Regions from separate parts of the Homo sapiens genome. Here all the other regions are linked to region 1. The links are chromatin contacts, found by Hi-C or POLR2A ChIA-PET in ENCODE. All regions are on one chromosome and are shown on one strand. The core of a region is the stretch at or near the end of the contact, and the rest is flanking DNA. Distances in the headings are between cores, read along the strand shown.

Evidence for each region. A loop is a pair of places that touch in the nucleus more often than their neighbours do. ChIA-PET counts read pairs that join two places held with the same protein, here RNA polymerase II (POLR2A). Pooled maps may share reads with other maps.
Region 2: a loop to region 1 is called in a pooled map, with 3 times the contacts of the local background. The contact joins the enhancer-like site here to the promoter of MAP3K7 in region 1. A Hi-C loop is called at or near these places in 6 of 50 pooled maps. POLR2A ChIA-PET finds 5 or more read pairs at or near these places in 4 of 52 experiments (PC-3, activated CD4-positive, alpha-beta T cell and activated naive CD4-positive, alpha-beta T cell).
Region 3: a map of endothelial cell of umbilical vein shows a loop between it and region 1 (12-fold over the local background). The contact joins the enhancer-like site here to the promoter of MAP3K7 in region 1. A Hi-C loop is called at or near these places in 1 of 168 maps with a recorded cell type or tissue (endothelial cell of umbilical vein) and 9 of 50 pooled maps. POLR2A ChIA-PET finds 5 or more read pairs at or near these places in 2 of 52 experiments (A673 and activated B cell).
Region 4: a loop to region 1 is called in a pooled map, with 5 times the contacts of the local background. The contact joins the enhancer-like site here to the promoter of MAP3K7 in region 1. A Hi-C loop is called at or near these places in 4 of 50 pooled maps. POLR2A ChIA-PET finds 5 or more read pairs at or near these places in 2 of 52 experiments (RWPE1 and activated T-cell).

The regions. Positions count from the first base shown.
Region 1 is chr6:90,584,984-90,588,666 of GRCh38, reverse strand. MAP3K7 (mitogen-activated protein kinase kinase kinase 7) reads left to right here and starts at 1,595. Exons shown (of 17, transcript NM_145331.3): 1 at 1,595-1,903. The coding sequence starts at 1,784. LOC124901363 (a long non-coding RNA gene) reads right to left here and starts at 1,873. Exons shown (of 2, transcript XR_007059680.1): 1 at 712-1,873. RefSeq lists silencers at 1,463-1,659, 1,656-1,775.
Region 2 is chr6:90,174,310-90,177,992 of GRCh38, reverse strand. The region is part of intron 4 of BACH2 (BACH transcriptional regulator 2); the gene reads left to right. Among named protein-coding and RNA genes, the nearest start is that of BACH2, 120 kb to the left of the region's middle. Within about 2 kb of position 1,917, at least 9 of the 41 ENCODE cell types and tissues checked have a DNase peak (open chromatin) inside an H3K27ac peak, as active enhancers do.
Region 3 is chr6:90,216,629-90,220,311 of GRCh38, reverse strand. The region is part of intron 3 of BACH2 (BACH transcriptional regulator 2); the gene reads left to right. Among named protein-coding and RNA genes, the nearest start is that of BACH2, 78 kb to the left of the region's middle. RefSeq lists an enhancer at 1,945-2,603. Within about 2 kb of position 2,096, at least 38 of the 41 ENCODE cell types and tissues checked have a DNase peak (open chromatin) inside an H3K27ac peak, as active enhancers do; they include A673 and endothelial cell of umbilical vein, where a contact is called at or near this core.
Region 4 is chr6:90,250,023-90,253,705 of GRCh38, reverse strand. BACH2 (BACH transcriptional regulator 2) reads left to right here. Exons shown (of 9, transcript NM_021813.4): 3 at 1,116-1,193. Among named protein-coding and RNA genes, the nearest start is that of BACH2, 45 kb to the left of the region's middle. RefSeq lists an enhancer at 2,022-2,111. Within about 2 kb of position 2,090, at least 3 of the 41 ENCODE cell types and tissues checked have a DNase peak (open chromatin) inside an H3K27ac peak, as active enhancers do.

The DNA of each region.
Region 1 (3,683 bases), core at 346-2,845:
CACCTGGCAGCAAGATCAAGGTGTTAAAAGGAAATCGGATATAGACCTGCAGAGTTATAGCACAAGGTAAGAAGTGACCATCCTTGTTTGGAAATGCAAGGGGAATGACAGGTGAAAATGACTGTCCCACTGATTATATCAGCTTCTACTGGGTATCAGTGCACCACGCATCATTTCACATGCCCTGATTTCTCACTTGGACAACCAACTGGGTGATGGCATCCTTAAGTGACATAGGAAAATAACATAGGAATATATTTGTGGTGGGTGACAACTTTTGAATTTGCTGTGGTATCTTGAAGTTTAGGTGTTTGTCTAAGTAGAGATGACCAATAGGTCCAGAATTCAGGAAAAATCTTGAGTATTTGGAGATTAGGAGTCATCATTATAAAAATAGTATGAGAAACAGAGACCTTGGGTAAGAGCATGCAAAGAGAGAGTGTACAGTGAAAAGAAATTATCGTTTCTTTCATTTTTTTATCCACTCATCAAACTGTCACTGCGTGTCACTAGAACTACGAATAAAAAGTGACAGAATGTTTCCCAGGAGTTTGTAACTTCTTGATGGTCAAATCCAATGATCTATTTGCAATCCCAAATGTGTTTAACATAATTCCACAGTTAGGCTTTATGTCAAACGGACTATATAAAATTCAACAGTTAGTTTAAAACTAAAACTTGTGCTGGTAGTACAACATGAGCAATACTGACCATCTTGGGGACAGAATGATCTAGTTTGTGAGGACCATAATTGCTTTAAACTCTCAGCGTGTTTTCTCATGTCCTGAAAATGGTGACAAAAATATTCGATTTTCAAGGCGACTGTTGATGATTCATTTACCAATCTAAAGCACTAGTGCCCCGCACTCGTAATCCATAACTTGAGATGAACACACCAAATTATAAATATCTTATTCACCTAATCCGTGGAAAGTTTGTAACACCAAAATATTAACTTCTGTTCTTGATCACTCAGCCTCCATAGTTATTCATGTTGCATGATCTGATTCGCTCTTTTAGAATTTCTCATAGCGTCAGGTACTAGCTCAAAATAACAGGAGCAACTGCTTCTTTCCATATCCCACATTGAGGAAAACACATTTTGCAAGCCGTCTTAAAGAAACAGGTCAACTTAGTTTAGGGATGAAACTTAAAAGTAAGCTTCGTCACAAAAAACACAGTTCAACACCACCTCGCCCGGCTGCAGGCAGCTCAGAGGACAGGAAGTGAGGCCAAGACATATTTCACGCAGCACAGACTAAACCCCAGCTTTTATCTTTCCCGCTGGTCCTTAAGGGACCAACCGTACTGATTTTCCGTCATGTTCCGCGCCACTTCCGTTCGCGCACTTTAATTACGTCAGGCGTCCTCTCTCGCGGTATCATCCGGTTGCTGAGGCCCTGTAATAAAGGTCTCGCGAAATTTGTTCTAGAGGTCCAAGTTTGCTTCTTAGCTTACTCCACCCCACCCCCAACCTGTCCCTCCTTTTCTTTCCAAGTCACAAAATTCTCCCCTCCCCTACCCCGGAGTTTACGGCCCTCCTCCTGTTTCCGATTTCAGCCCGGAACCGGAAGTGTAGTGGGCGGGGCCCGTCGGCGGAAAACGCAGCGGAGCCAGAGCCGGACACGGCTGTGGCCGCTGCCTCTACCCCCGCCACGGATCGCCGGGTAGTAGGACTGCGCGGCTCCAGGCTGAGGGTCGGTCCGGAGGCGGGTGGGCGCGGGTCTCACCCGGATTGTCCGGGTGGCACCGTTCCCGGCCCCACCGGGCGCCGCGAGGGATCATGTCTACAGCCTCTGCCGCCTCCTCCTCCTCCTCGTCTTCGGCCGGTGAGATGATCGAAGCCCCTTCCCAGGTCCTCAACTTTGAAGAGATCGACTACAAGGAGATCGAGGTGGAAGAGGTGAGCGAGGCCCGGCATGGAGACGCCGGTCCCGGCCTGCCCCGCCCCCGCCTCTGCCTGGTGCCGGCTCTGAAGGTGCCTCCCGGGGCCCCTCTAATTCGCGGGACCCTGCGGGGTCCACCCGGGAGACCCCACAGCCCTCAGTAACGTGGGAGTGGGGGTTACTCTCTGAGCTCAACTGCTCGGGAGTAGCTGCCTTTTTTCCTCTCTTGGGTACTCTTGATTTTGGATTTGATATTCCGGTGATAAACAGGAGAATGAACTGGTGAGATAGTGTGGTCCACCAGTTCTCGTATCTGTAAGTAGTAGTTTCAGCGAAGATCGTAGCCGTTCTGGAGTTTCAGTCCGCTGGACGTAATGTTCTTTTTTTTTTTTTTTTTTTTTTGAGACGGAGTCTCGCTCTGTCGCCCAGGCCGGACTGCGGACTGCAGTGGCGCAATCTCGGCTCACTGCAAGCTCCGCTTCCCGGGTTCACGCCATTCTCCTGCCTCAGCCTCCCGAGTAGCTGGGACTACAGGCGCCCGCCACCGCGCCTGGCTAATTTTTTGTATTTTTAGTAGAGACGGGGTTTCACCTTGTTAGCCAGGATGGTCTCGATCTCCTGACCTCATGATCCACCCGCCTCGGCCTCCCAAAGTGCTGGGATTACAGGCGTGAGCCACCGGGCCCGGCCGGACGTAATGTTCTTAATGGCCAAAGATTGTATTATATTCGACTTCTACTTCAGTACCTGGCATGTAGGGGATGCTCAATAAATGCTTGTTAAATTAGTAGATCATCAAGTCTAATAAAGTGTTTCCCTTAGCACCGAATGGTTCTCAATTTCTCCGATACCGCACAGCAATACTCGTAATGTTTAAATGCTCGGCTTTCAGTTGGGCTAATGTAGGTGAATTTCACCATAAGTAACATAGACTGGTCTACGATCAAAAGATGTTTCAAGTAGCATATTCTGAAGAGATAACGAATGATTTCGGTGACAATCAGAATATAATATTAGACTAGAAATCGCTATCAGAAAACCCATATCCTTTCTTTATTCTGCAGTAATTTATTTTAGAACAAGATATTTCAAAGTGACTTTAAAGCGTCGTTTTTCAAATTAACAGGTAAATTGGGTTCTAATGACTATAAAATTTAGAAAAGTAAAAACTGCATATATATTTTTTAAAGACACTTTAGAACTTGTTAAAAACTTTGGTTGAAAATACTATCTCTTACCATTTATTTGCCATTTTTTAAATTTATTAAGCACTTTGCGTTATATAGTCCATGAAAAACCTAGTGAAATATTATAGATTGTCAACGAGTTATGTCTACTTTAAAATTCTAAAATTATTTTTAAGTGTCAGCAAGTTCAAAGTAGTGAGATAACGTTCAACAAATAAATTTTTTTTCCTGTGCATGTTTTGGAAGAGTAATGGATTACTGAATTATATATGTTTTATCACATAAAGTAACTTTAGAGATTATTGAGAATATCCTCATTTTACAAGATAATATGGTGGAAAGAGCAAGGTCTTTGGAGTTAGAGGAAAGTTCAGTGTATCAGATATGCCATTTATTAGCTGTGTGATTTGGGGCAAGTTTCCTAACCCCTTTGAATTTTAGTTTACTCTAAGAAAGGGCTAATAAATTCTGTTTCATTTTATCTGCATAACAGATCTTAGTAGACATTATATGCAAAACACCTACCACAGGGCCTGACACATATTAGGAAACCTAGTTCCAGAGAGGAAATGTGACCTGCTTTAAGGTCATATGGCTAAAAGAAGACCTG
Region 2 (3,683 bases), core at 668-3,167, 410 kb after region 1:
ACCTGCTCTGTGCTGAGAACAAAAGTGGACATTTTCTTGACCAAAAGTGGCTTCTGGCATCCTTTTTCAGAAGCAGTTTTTCAGTGAAGGAAGAGATGTTTCAAGGCCAATATCTAGAAAGAGTACCTAGGTTTATGATTCACAGTACCTTCTTATCAGCTTTAGAGGTCCTTAAGAGTGAGGATATGACATGGGATCTGTTAAGGATGGCATTTCCCCCATGAGGAAAGTGAAGCCCAGAGAAAGCCTGCGACAGCCCAGAGTTGAGGTTAATCAGTGGCAGAACCAGAAACCCCATGTCCTAATGCCTCCTCTAGCATTCTGCATAAGCTTCACAGCCTTCAACCCAGGGTGTAAGTTGGGGGAGATTTCATACGATCCGATCCACATTTCGTGCATTACGTTTCACCAGAGGCCCAAGGAGCTAACGTAGGCAATGGTGTCAGAGACCCAAGTCCTAATCAGAATTCTACCACTTACTAACTGGAAGGTCCTGGGGATGTTAACCTCCTAAATCTCAGTTTCCTCGTTTGTAAAAGAGGTAATTATAAATAGTTCATTGAGTTGTTGTGGGAACTCACGTCATAACATTTGAAAAGCTTAGTATGGGATCTGCTGTACGGTAGGTGCTCAATAGATGATAGTTTTTTTATGGGTCAGGTGCTGTGCTACCCACTGGAAATACAAAGAAAAAATAAGATACCATCCCTGCCCTCAAGTAGTCTGCAGTGTAGTTGGGAAGACAGACATACATGTGAATAAAATAGTGTGCATTGAATGTAATGAGAGCAGCAAGGTGGTCCATAAAGCGAGCAGACTGCAGTTGTTTGAGGAGGCTTCAGAATGAAGTGTTGCACAGATTTTTGAAGATGAATAATAGTGTTAAGGCAGGCAAAGATTCTTCCTTTCAGAAGGAGAAAAGAGTACATAATGTGCTAATACCTGGACCCATGAAATAATATTTTAATATTAACATATTAAATTAACATATTAACATGGAGTTGGAATCAGTTTACAGTGCTGTGGTCTAAAGTCTCCAGCCAGAGAAGCCAGAAGGACGGCAGAAAGGAGGACAATCTAAGTGGCTTGGAGGCTACTCTGGGTGGATATGGGTCAATCCTGAAAGGTTTTTAAGCTGGGAAGTAATATGGTGATATTTGTGTTCTATAAAGATTACTCTGTGGCTACGTGAAGCATGAACTGGAGGAGGCAGGAGCAGGAGGGCTGGTAAGACATAATGAGGGCATTGCATCTGGTTTGGGCAATTGGACTCTGTCACCAAAACTGATTTGGAAGTGATGATGTTGAGCAGTTCTGACGCTTGTAGAAAAAGTGGAAGGAGGTAAGGGTAGGTGGGGATACACACACATTTTTTGGATGGGCCCCTCTTTTCTGCCCCTACATCCCTCTCCTCCGGTGTGTCGTTTCCCTGATCTACTTCAACCTGCAGATCTATCTAGCAGGCACCTCACTTGGGGATTTGTTCCCATACCAGCAAGAAGCTTATAAATTCCTCTGTTAGGCACCTTAAGCTGGTTGAGGTTGTCCAGGTGCCGTGAGGTGCCTCAGAGCTGCCCCTTCCCAGTGTGCACTTTCCACAGCTATCTCCTGTTTTTCGACCACTGAACTCTCAAACTCTCAGTATTTGCATATTCTTGTTTCCTGTAAATTTGCTCCCTCCTTCACTAATCTCTGCTCGCCCTGAGCTCCAGAATTGTCATTCCTGGAGACCTTGGTTAACATCTGAAACTCCTGCTTTGCTATGTGTTTTAAGAATGTACATGTTGGATATGTGATAAAATCAGTACAGCCACTGAAGGGGAAATGAGAACAGGGCTTGGAAGGAAGAAATTTGTTACATTCACAGGTCCCATAGAGGCGTGTCACCACATGCTACGCAGGGCCACAAGGGAAAACACCCGTGTTAGTCAGGAGGCAGAAGGCAGGAGCCAGGGGAGAGCTTGGGCCAGCCACAGCCTTTATTGGAGTTTCCAAGGGAAAGGCAAGGCAGGGCAGGGTTAACAGTTTAGAATTGCTAGTTGAAGTAGTTTGGTTAGGCTCCAAGCTTTCTGGGTGGTCCCTGCTTGCTTGGTACCTGGCTGTGGTATAGTAAAGGCAGAGAAATATTGCCTCTGAGGGCCAGATAGAGGAGGGGTGTCTCTAGATTGGTGAATTTTCTTGTCAAAGGCATGCTACCAGCCGGGCTCTTTGTTATCTCTGAGAATCGGCTAGCCTTGAAAGAGACAGTCTCTCTCTAGCCAGAAAGGTAGTTTTAAGATGTCAAAACATCTAATATGCAGAAAATACAAAATATGTAAAATACATAATGATACCTTCTATTCTTAGTCAACCTGTTTGCCTGTTTATTGATCTGAGATCTGATTTCCCAACCCCCAGCCACTCACCCCCCACCGCCCCAACACTGAGAATTTTGAAAAATTCTCTTTCAAAAGAAGGGATTAGGTTTTTTCCACCAAAAAGTTGTTTTTAATATGAGAAGTCAAGCCTTTTTGACATTTCTTATTAGTTAATATTCTTTCCTTACCAGTTAATTGTTCATTTGTTGTTTTTCTTCTGTCTTATACAGGCAGTTGTGAAAACAAAATGGTTGTATAATTTACCTTTAAAACCTACCAAGAGAGTTTCTTATGATTTCAGTGTAATAGGAAAACCATTGTATAAATGAGAACTCTCAACTTTCCTAGAATAAGGAATAAGAAAAAATAATAAATATTAATTTCAAAACTTAGATATAGAAAAAGAACTTCCTAAATGCCTGTGTTTTCCAACTTGAAGTAACATTGACTTTAAAATGCATTTCTAACAAAGTTCACTCAGGTTCATTTACTTCTTTAGATTATGAAGTATATCATACATGTGGAAGGGAATATATAACATGTAGATACACTTTAAAGGATTAAATAAAGAAAACATCCACATTTCTGCTACTCATCTGAAGAACATTATCATTGCTACTGAAACCCTTATGTACCTCTCTCCTATTGTTTTCTCCTCTCCCCAACTACTTTCCTGGATTTTGAGTTACTTACTGTCTTGTTTGTTTGCTTTTTTTTTTTTAGTTTTACTACATATGTACCACATATAATTTTACCATATATATATCCCAAAGCAATATACTATCTCATTTTAGCTTTTATGTAATAGAATCATACTGATTATTTTGTGACTTGCTCCCCACAAAACACAATGTTCTGAGTTTTATCCAGGTTGACCTGTGTAACTTTAGTTCATTCATTTTCATTGCTATAGAATATTTTATTGTGTTTATTTTACTGTAGTTTATTTAGCCATGCCACTGTCAAAGGGTCCTACATTTTATCATGTATATGGAAACCTTATTGGCTTCCTTATTAATAAAAGTAATTTGTAGATTCTTTATATCATTTACAAGTAATGATAGTTTTTTTTCCCTTTCCAACCCATAAAATGTTAATTCTTTTTTCTTGTCTTACTGAACTGGCAAGAATCTCCAATGTTAAATTAAAATAGTGATAGATAAAACTTTAACTTTTCATTTATATTATAAAGTATGGTATTTGTTATAGGGTTGCTTTGTGATATCCTTTATCCAGTTCAGGAAGTTTCTTTCTATTCTTTGTTTTAATCATGAATGATGAATGTTGTATTTTATTGAATGCTTTTTCTATATTCTTTGAGATAAT
Region 3 (3,683 bases), core at 847-3,346, 370 kb after region 1:
AATGGGCTGCTAATGCAGACCTTATTCTTAGGGGGACAGGAAGAAAAGTGACCTAATTTCTATATATCAAATACATCTTCCTTCATACATTTAAAAATGTATAGAGTTATAAAGGACCTTAAATCCTGTAGCGGAGAAACTCTGGGGTAAATACTTTGGAAACATTGTGAAAAAATTCTATAAATTCTGATAGTAGGTTCCATTTCATTGCTGTGTACTATTAAAAAGTGCAGATGTAAATAAGCATAAGTTTTGCAGGTTGTCAATTTGTTACAAGCGGCTGCATGTTCTTATTCTTCTGAAGTGTCATCTCTTTCAATGTGGGCTGTTTAGGCGGAAAAAAAAAAACTCAGAAAAATACACACTTGGGATCAAACCCTTAGTGCAGAAAAAAGAATCAAAACCTGTAGTTAAGTTGGTTATTTGCAGTGGTGGTATGTCATCCTGTGTGAGACTGACGTCAGGCAGATTGAATGCAGAGGCAAACTTCGGGAGCGTGTGTGTGTGTGTGTGTGTGTGTGTGTGTATGTGTTTTAAAGCCCCACTCCCAGAATATGAAGTGAGTATGAAGGGCACCACAGCAACCCCTGGATCTCTCAAGAATGTACCTGTTTTTAACATGCTGGATCAAGTGTCAGCACTCAGTAGATGAGGAAGGGGTAGAGCCCGACTTGTACAGATTCCGCGGATGGTAAATGGCCCTCTGGCGTGTTTACAATACAGCTGTGCATTCTTAATGGCTCTGCCGCTGCCATGTCAGGTAAAGTTTTCTTTGTACGTGATGAATGGCAGAGAATTCTTTAGCAGAAGGAACCAAAGGAGCTGGGAGGAGGAAAGGGGAAGAGAAGAGCGGAAAAGAGAGAGAAAAAGAAACACACAGCTCCAGAGGGACATAGCCTGTGCTTTGCAGTTGCTTGTGTGGATAGAAACCAGATGGTAAGCTGGAACACCCGCTTGGCTATCTGAGGAGCCAAACATATGGTTAATGGTCGGGAGAAATAGCTTTCAGAGCCAGGGCTTTGCTGACTGCCTCATATTACAGATTGTTACAGTGTGTCATTACATTGCCAACCTAAGTGCTTAATACCCACTGCAGGCGCTGGGCATACACTTACAAGAAAGACTTTTAGCTCTTTGCTGGCTCTAAACAGAGAAGTGACATCATAGGGAGGCTGAAAATGTCTGGTGTTGGAGGTGGGGAGAAGGATAATTTTGTAGTGGAAACAACAATTTTTTTTCTTTTTTTTACAAGCCTTCACTCCACTGAAGTCTACTGTTTTCTGAGAACCTTTTAATACTAGACTGGTTCTCTCACTCTCTCAATCTCTCTTGCGTGCACTCTCACTCTCTGTGTCACACACACACACACACACACACACACACACACACACGGAAAGGAAACCGAAATTCACAGCCCAGGCCATGTCCCCCAACTCCAGTGGATTTGACAGGCCTCGTTCACCTGGAAGCCACATCACTGACTCAGAGGCCCTGCATTTGAAGTTTCTGTTTGGGGAGCTTTGGGCAACAGCAGGCCTGTGTTATCTAAGGAACTGCTGAGCCCATTCATCTGCTTTTCACGGCCCGTTTCCTTTTATTTTTAGCCAAATCCGTCAGGCCTGACAGGCGGGTAATTCGAGCCAGAGAAAGGGCAGAGCTCCAGGTCCTTTCCACAAAGCAATTCTTCTCCTCCCTCCTGGGAGGGCTCCAGACTTGGCCTGCTTCAGGCAGATGGATTTGTTGAGTCATGTGAGATCATTTACACAAAAACACAGTGAGGCAGTGGAAATTAAAAAAAAAAAAAAGAAAGAAAAGAAAAAGAGGAGGGTGGGGGAAGAGGAAAGAGGGGAAGCCAGGGGAATGTGCGCTGCCCTGCTGCTGAGGAGCATAGGAATTTTGCAGTGAGGCAGCTAGACTGAGGAATGCCTAGAGTCATTTGTGTATAAGGTAATGTCTAGTTTACAGAGTGGGGCGGGCCAGGCGAGGACGGCGCCTCCAGCAGCTTGCCTCTGTTTAAAAGAAGAAGGTGTTGGGAAACTTTAAAAAAATTTTTAGAGCAACACCCACCAAACAAAGACCACACTGTTGACAGCGTTGGGTTCCAGTAGCGGTAAACTACCAAGGGGCTGGTTTACAGAAAATGAGTTTGCTCTGTGATGTCATACAAGTTTGCTTTGTCCTGACGCCAACATGACACTGAGGCAGCAGAGGAGGGAGAACAGGAAAATTGGAACCGTACTCTTAGTTAATGGTTTCCAGAGATTATTTAGCAGGACTTGAACAGAGGGAGGAAAATATTGTGAAGGATTGCTGCGAGGTGTACCATAATTGCGGTAGGTAAAACAAAGTCATTACTATGGTTTTCTTGCTCAAGAAGGATTGAGCAATGACTTCAAAATGCCAAGTAAGGTATTATTTTTCCCTACCACAGTATTTATTTTCCTTTAGCTTCTGGGGCATTAAAAAAAAAGACCAACTCTCACATCATGGCAAACAGTATTAATGTTAGTGAATCAATTTTGTTTACTGTTTATACCACAAGCCTTTAAAACATTCCATTAAAAAATTGTCTCCCGCTCATTCATGAAATTCTTTTTTTCCTTCAAATTTGCTTACATGCATTAGCTTTGTTTGGATAGGGACTTTTTCCCTTTTTGGCTGGAGTAAAAGAATGCATAAAAGAATAGTGAGTAGATTATCTAAATGTACATTCTTACAACAAATGTAATGAAAATATGCCGCGTGGATGAGAGGGAATATTTGAAAACAGAAAGAAAAACAGAAATGGGGAGCATTTCAAAATAGTCACCCTGATTATCTTTGTTATGATGCATTTCTTCAATTCTGCATTTATTTAGAACCCTATTGTGCAGCTATTTCTTTTAGCCACCCTAGATAGAATGTAGGTCAACATCAACATTGTTCCTCATATTTTGTTGGTATTTTAAAAGTTGAAACATTTTGCAGTTTTTTCCAGAGCTAGATATTCTTAGGTTATTTAGACGGTTTTAGTGACCATAGAACTTCACGTATAAACTCCTTCTGTTAATAGCTACCACTGAATTTTGATAGTAGACACTCAGATCACACCTTGACCTGGAGTAAACAAGGCACTGATGATATTGATGATAACATAGTCCAACACTGAAGCTGTTCCACTTCTTCCAGGCAACTCTGATGGTCTTACTCTGTGTAAGTTACAGCTTTTACTTCGCTCAAGGAGAGAACTGGTAAATTTTTATGGTTGTTAATTGTTTACATTTTGGGGACCCCAAGTTGCATGGTGCCACATTATTATAATGTGATTATGAGTTGGCATGATTTTAAGTCTACCCATATCCTTGAATGTTCCCTCCCCGTCAGGATTTCCCAATCTCAGCACTATTGACATTTTGGACCAGTAATACTTTATTATGGGGTGTGTCCTGTACGTGGTAGGATCTTCAGTAGCATCATTGGTCTCACCCACTAGATGCCAGTAGCACCCTCCCCCGGGTCATGACAACCAAAAATGTCTACAGCATTGCCAGATGTCCCCTGGGAGACAAAACCACTCTGGTTCAGAACTTCTGCTCCACATTTCTTACTCTGGTTTAGAAGCTCACGCTTTACGTCATGAGCTGGCTGCTCAGTTACTTCTAAGATTGAATTAAAGGATATGAAATAATGTTTTAAGTTGGAAT
Region 4 (3,683 bases), core at 841-3,340, 340 kb after region 1:
TGACATCATTATTTCATCTTGAGTTACCCTTTCATTCACTAGCTTGGTTGGAGAAAATTAACTCTTCAATACATGATACAGAAAATCTGTTGATGCAGCCTCCCTCCAGTTCTTAGTATTTAATTTCATGAGGGACATAGCACTTTTCCCCATGTAATTACAGATTGGTAGAGTTGAGCAAGACCTTAAACATCCTGAAGTTTAACACCCATCAAATGCAGATACCTCTTCTAAGGTATCCTAATTTCTATATCGAAAATAATTCTAATTATCAGTTTACTTGGCAAATCTGCCATAATAAAGTCTTTTTCAAAGTTATCTATGCCCAGTTCCCCTCAATATTTCTCATAATATTAGTTCCACAGTCATTCTGATCTCACTCCTTTTTGCTTTCTCCAGTTTATCAGAAAGTTCCTTAAAAGGTAGTGGACAAATTATAGAAGTACCTCCCTTTTTTTTTTGAGGCAAGATTTCACTCCTGTCATCCAGGTTGGAGTACAATGGCGCAATCTTGGCTCACTGCACCCTTCACCTCCCAGGCTCAAGCAATTCTCCTGCCTCAGCCTCCCAAGTAGCTGGGTCTACAGTTGCATACCACCATGCCTAGCTAATTTGTGTATGTCTTGTAGAGACGAGTTTTGCCATGTTACCCAAGCTGGTCTTGAACTCCTTACCTCAAGTGGTCCGCCTGCTTTGGCCTCCCAAAGTGCTGGGATTATAGGCGTGAGCCACTGCACCTGGCCCTAAAGCTACTCTTTCTGAGCAGTTTGAGAGGGACTGTGGCTTATCTGGCCTTGAGAACAGTGTCTTTATTAATGCAGCCTAAGAGTACATTTTTGCAAACCCATCACACTGCCTGTATTGAATCAAGAGGCTGCTGGACCTCCATGTACTGACCATACAGGACCTCACATTTGAGCCTAGTAAACTTGACTATATTCATTTTGGTCTATTTTTAACCTTGTGAGAACTTTTGTAATCCTGTTTCTGGCATCCCTGGTGTTGTGTTTTTGTACCAATACAGCTTCTGGATCATTGTCTCAATCATTGATAAAAATGGGCAAATACAGACTTTCTGTCCAGAGTGATAATCATATCCATTACTTTTGCTTTAGATAAGAGTGTTGCTGTTGATCATCTTTGCCTGGGAAGTTGAATGATAAAGCCAGAAGAAAGCATGCTTTCTGATCATTGTAAGTTTTACTTTTAAGGAAAGAGACTAAAAAAATTTAGCAGGAAATTTAAATTTTATTAATATCATCTCATATACTTTAGAAGATCTAAAACTGTTAAAAGAAACAAAATGGTTTACACTGGAGCCTGGTTATAACCTTTCTTTGGTAGCCCATAGCTGTGGGGCCCATAGCTTTGGGGCCCAAAGCTCTCTTTGATTTGAGTCAGAGACCTTCCCATGTGCCCAGGAATTTTGATTATGGCAGGTGATATTATCAAGTCTTCATCAGATTTGGCTGGAGGGAAAAGCTGTCTGTCACCAAGTTGTGTGAATCTTTGTATTGCTAAAAAGGATACCCGGGCAGTCTTAAAACTGGTGCCTTATGTTATTTGAACTTTAAAATATTGTGATGTTCATGTTTGCTCAGGCTGGCTACTCCAGTTTTGTTACAACATAGTGCTGCTCAGACCATGGTTGAAAGTTTGATGCTAAAAAGCACAGTGTATTTGAGCATAGTCAATTCTAAAAAAAATTTTGTTTTCTTTCTTCCTTCCTTCTCCTTTCCTTTCTTCTTTCTGTCTTGAAATCTGTGGATTGAACTTTCCCACCCCTGGAAAAACAACTCAGAAAGTATATCATGTGTCATCACTATCATCTTCCTTTTATCAGTGCAGGTTTATAGAAAGTGTTCTCATATCATCCTGAATCATTTCTACAAACTATAAAACAAAATTAACTTTCCATTACAATCCTAACAATTGTAATAAATGCTCCTATTAGAAGCTTTTACTTCCATCCTGTGAAGTATATCATGCTGAGGGGAAAGTTGCATCTTCATTAGTCACCCATGACTTACTCCAGGTGTTACCCTCTAAGTTAGAAAGAGAGAGGGCAAAATACCCTGGTGACACATACGTTTTTTAAGGGAAAAAATTCTGAAAGCAAAAGGGTTCTCTCTTTTTTTAATATGACTAGCAAAAGAGTGTTGATTAAGATGTGTCAAGCAGGTGCTGGGTATGTGCTAAACTAATGGTTTTCAGAGTACTGAGTGGCTATTTTTAAATGTTTCTATATCATTCTCAGTTAAGCTGCTGGATGAAAAGTACAAAAGGCTAAAAATATTTACAGTTTCAGTAATGTCTGTTTTAAAAGAAACCATCCGCGTCTATGGCCACACCACCCTGAACGTGCCTGATCTTGTCTAAAAGAAACCATCCTGTGTGATTTTTCTTTATTTCCATTTGAAGGAAAAGAATATTATGGCTTACAGAGAAGTGGTTGAAAGCAGTTTGTTCAACACTGAGGTTTTTAGGAAAAAATGGCCATCAAAAGGACAGTAAGTTGGGTTACAAATCATCAGGATTAAAAAAAAAAAGTTGATTATTATTCCTTGTACTATATTATTATTACTATTTTTGTATTATTAACTGTAGTTCCAACTGAAAATAGTATTATCTTTGAAACTTTTTGTATGGAGTTAGGAGACAAGTTGCTGGTATCAGATTACTTGGGCCTATATCTCAGCTCTATCCCTTGGATATGTGATCCTGGATAAATTGTTTAACCTCTTTGTGCCTCAGTGTACCCATCTGTAAAACAGAATAATAATAGTGCCTTCCTGCTAAGGTTGTTGTGATTAAATGAGATGATGCTCTGCCTAACATGGTAAGTACTCAGTAAATGTTTGTTATGCTTATTTTTTTCATTTAAAAAAATTTTTGGTTAAATGAACACATTTATTCTCTTAACCATTTTTGAGTATATAACTCAGTAATATTAGCTATATTTACATTGTAGTGTAACAAATCTTTAGAATTTTTCATCTGGCAAAACTGAAATGTTTATTATGTTTTAAAAGCTCATTTTTCTTCAGAGTCAGTTACACAGCTGTGTGGACGTAACACAGGAATGCAAGCACCATTGGGGCAGGGAGTTTAGACTCTTCTGTTCACTGCTGTATCACAAGTGCCACAATCAGCATCTGGCCCATAACAGGGCTCAATCAATATCTGTCGAATGAATGAATGAATGAATGAATGAACAGTGAGGCTTCATTTGACAAACTACATGTGTGTTTGAAAATTATTTCTTAAATGGTAAATCCATTTTTATGAGTGATTTTAAGTATACATGGAAAGTTGACTCCTTTCGGAGGGTGAAGTGATTTCTAAAACAACTGTTTTGTAATTATTTAGCAGTTCTGGCTTTGGTAGGTCAACTTTTCTTAAACTGGAAAAAAAAATAGTATTCTTAGTGTAGATTGCAAAAGGAAAGAGGATATGTTAGATGATTTGCCCAAAATTTAAACAGGATTCGCTTTTTAAATTCAAGCCTTTTTGCTTTCATTCAGATCTGGTCACCAGACTTACTTTTTCCTTAAGGCATATATGAATCATCTTGTTCTTTCATTCAGAAATCAAAAGTTCAGGCCTAGATCAGTATTTACCAAAACTGGTGGAACACTACCTTTCCACTGAGAGTGCATTACCTTTTTTTGAGTCTTTGAAAA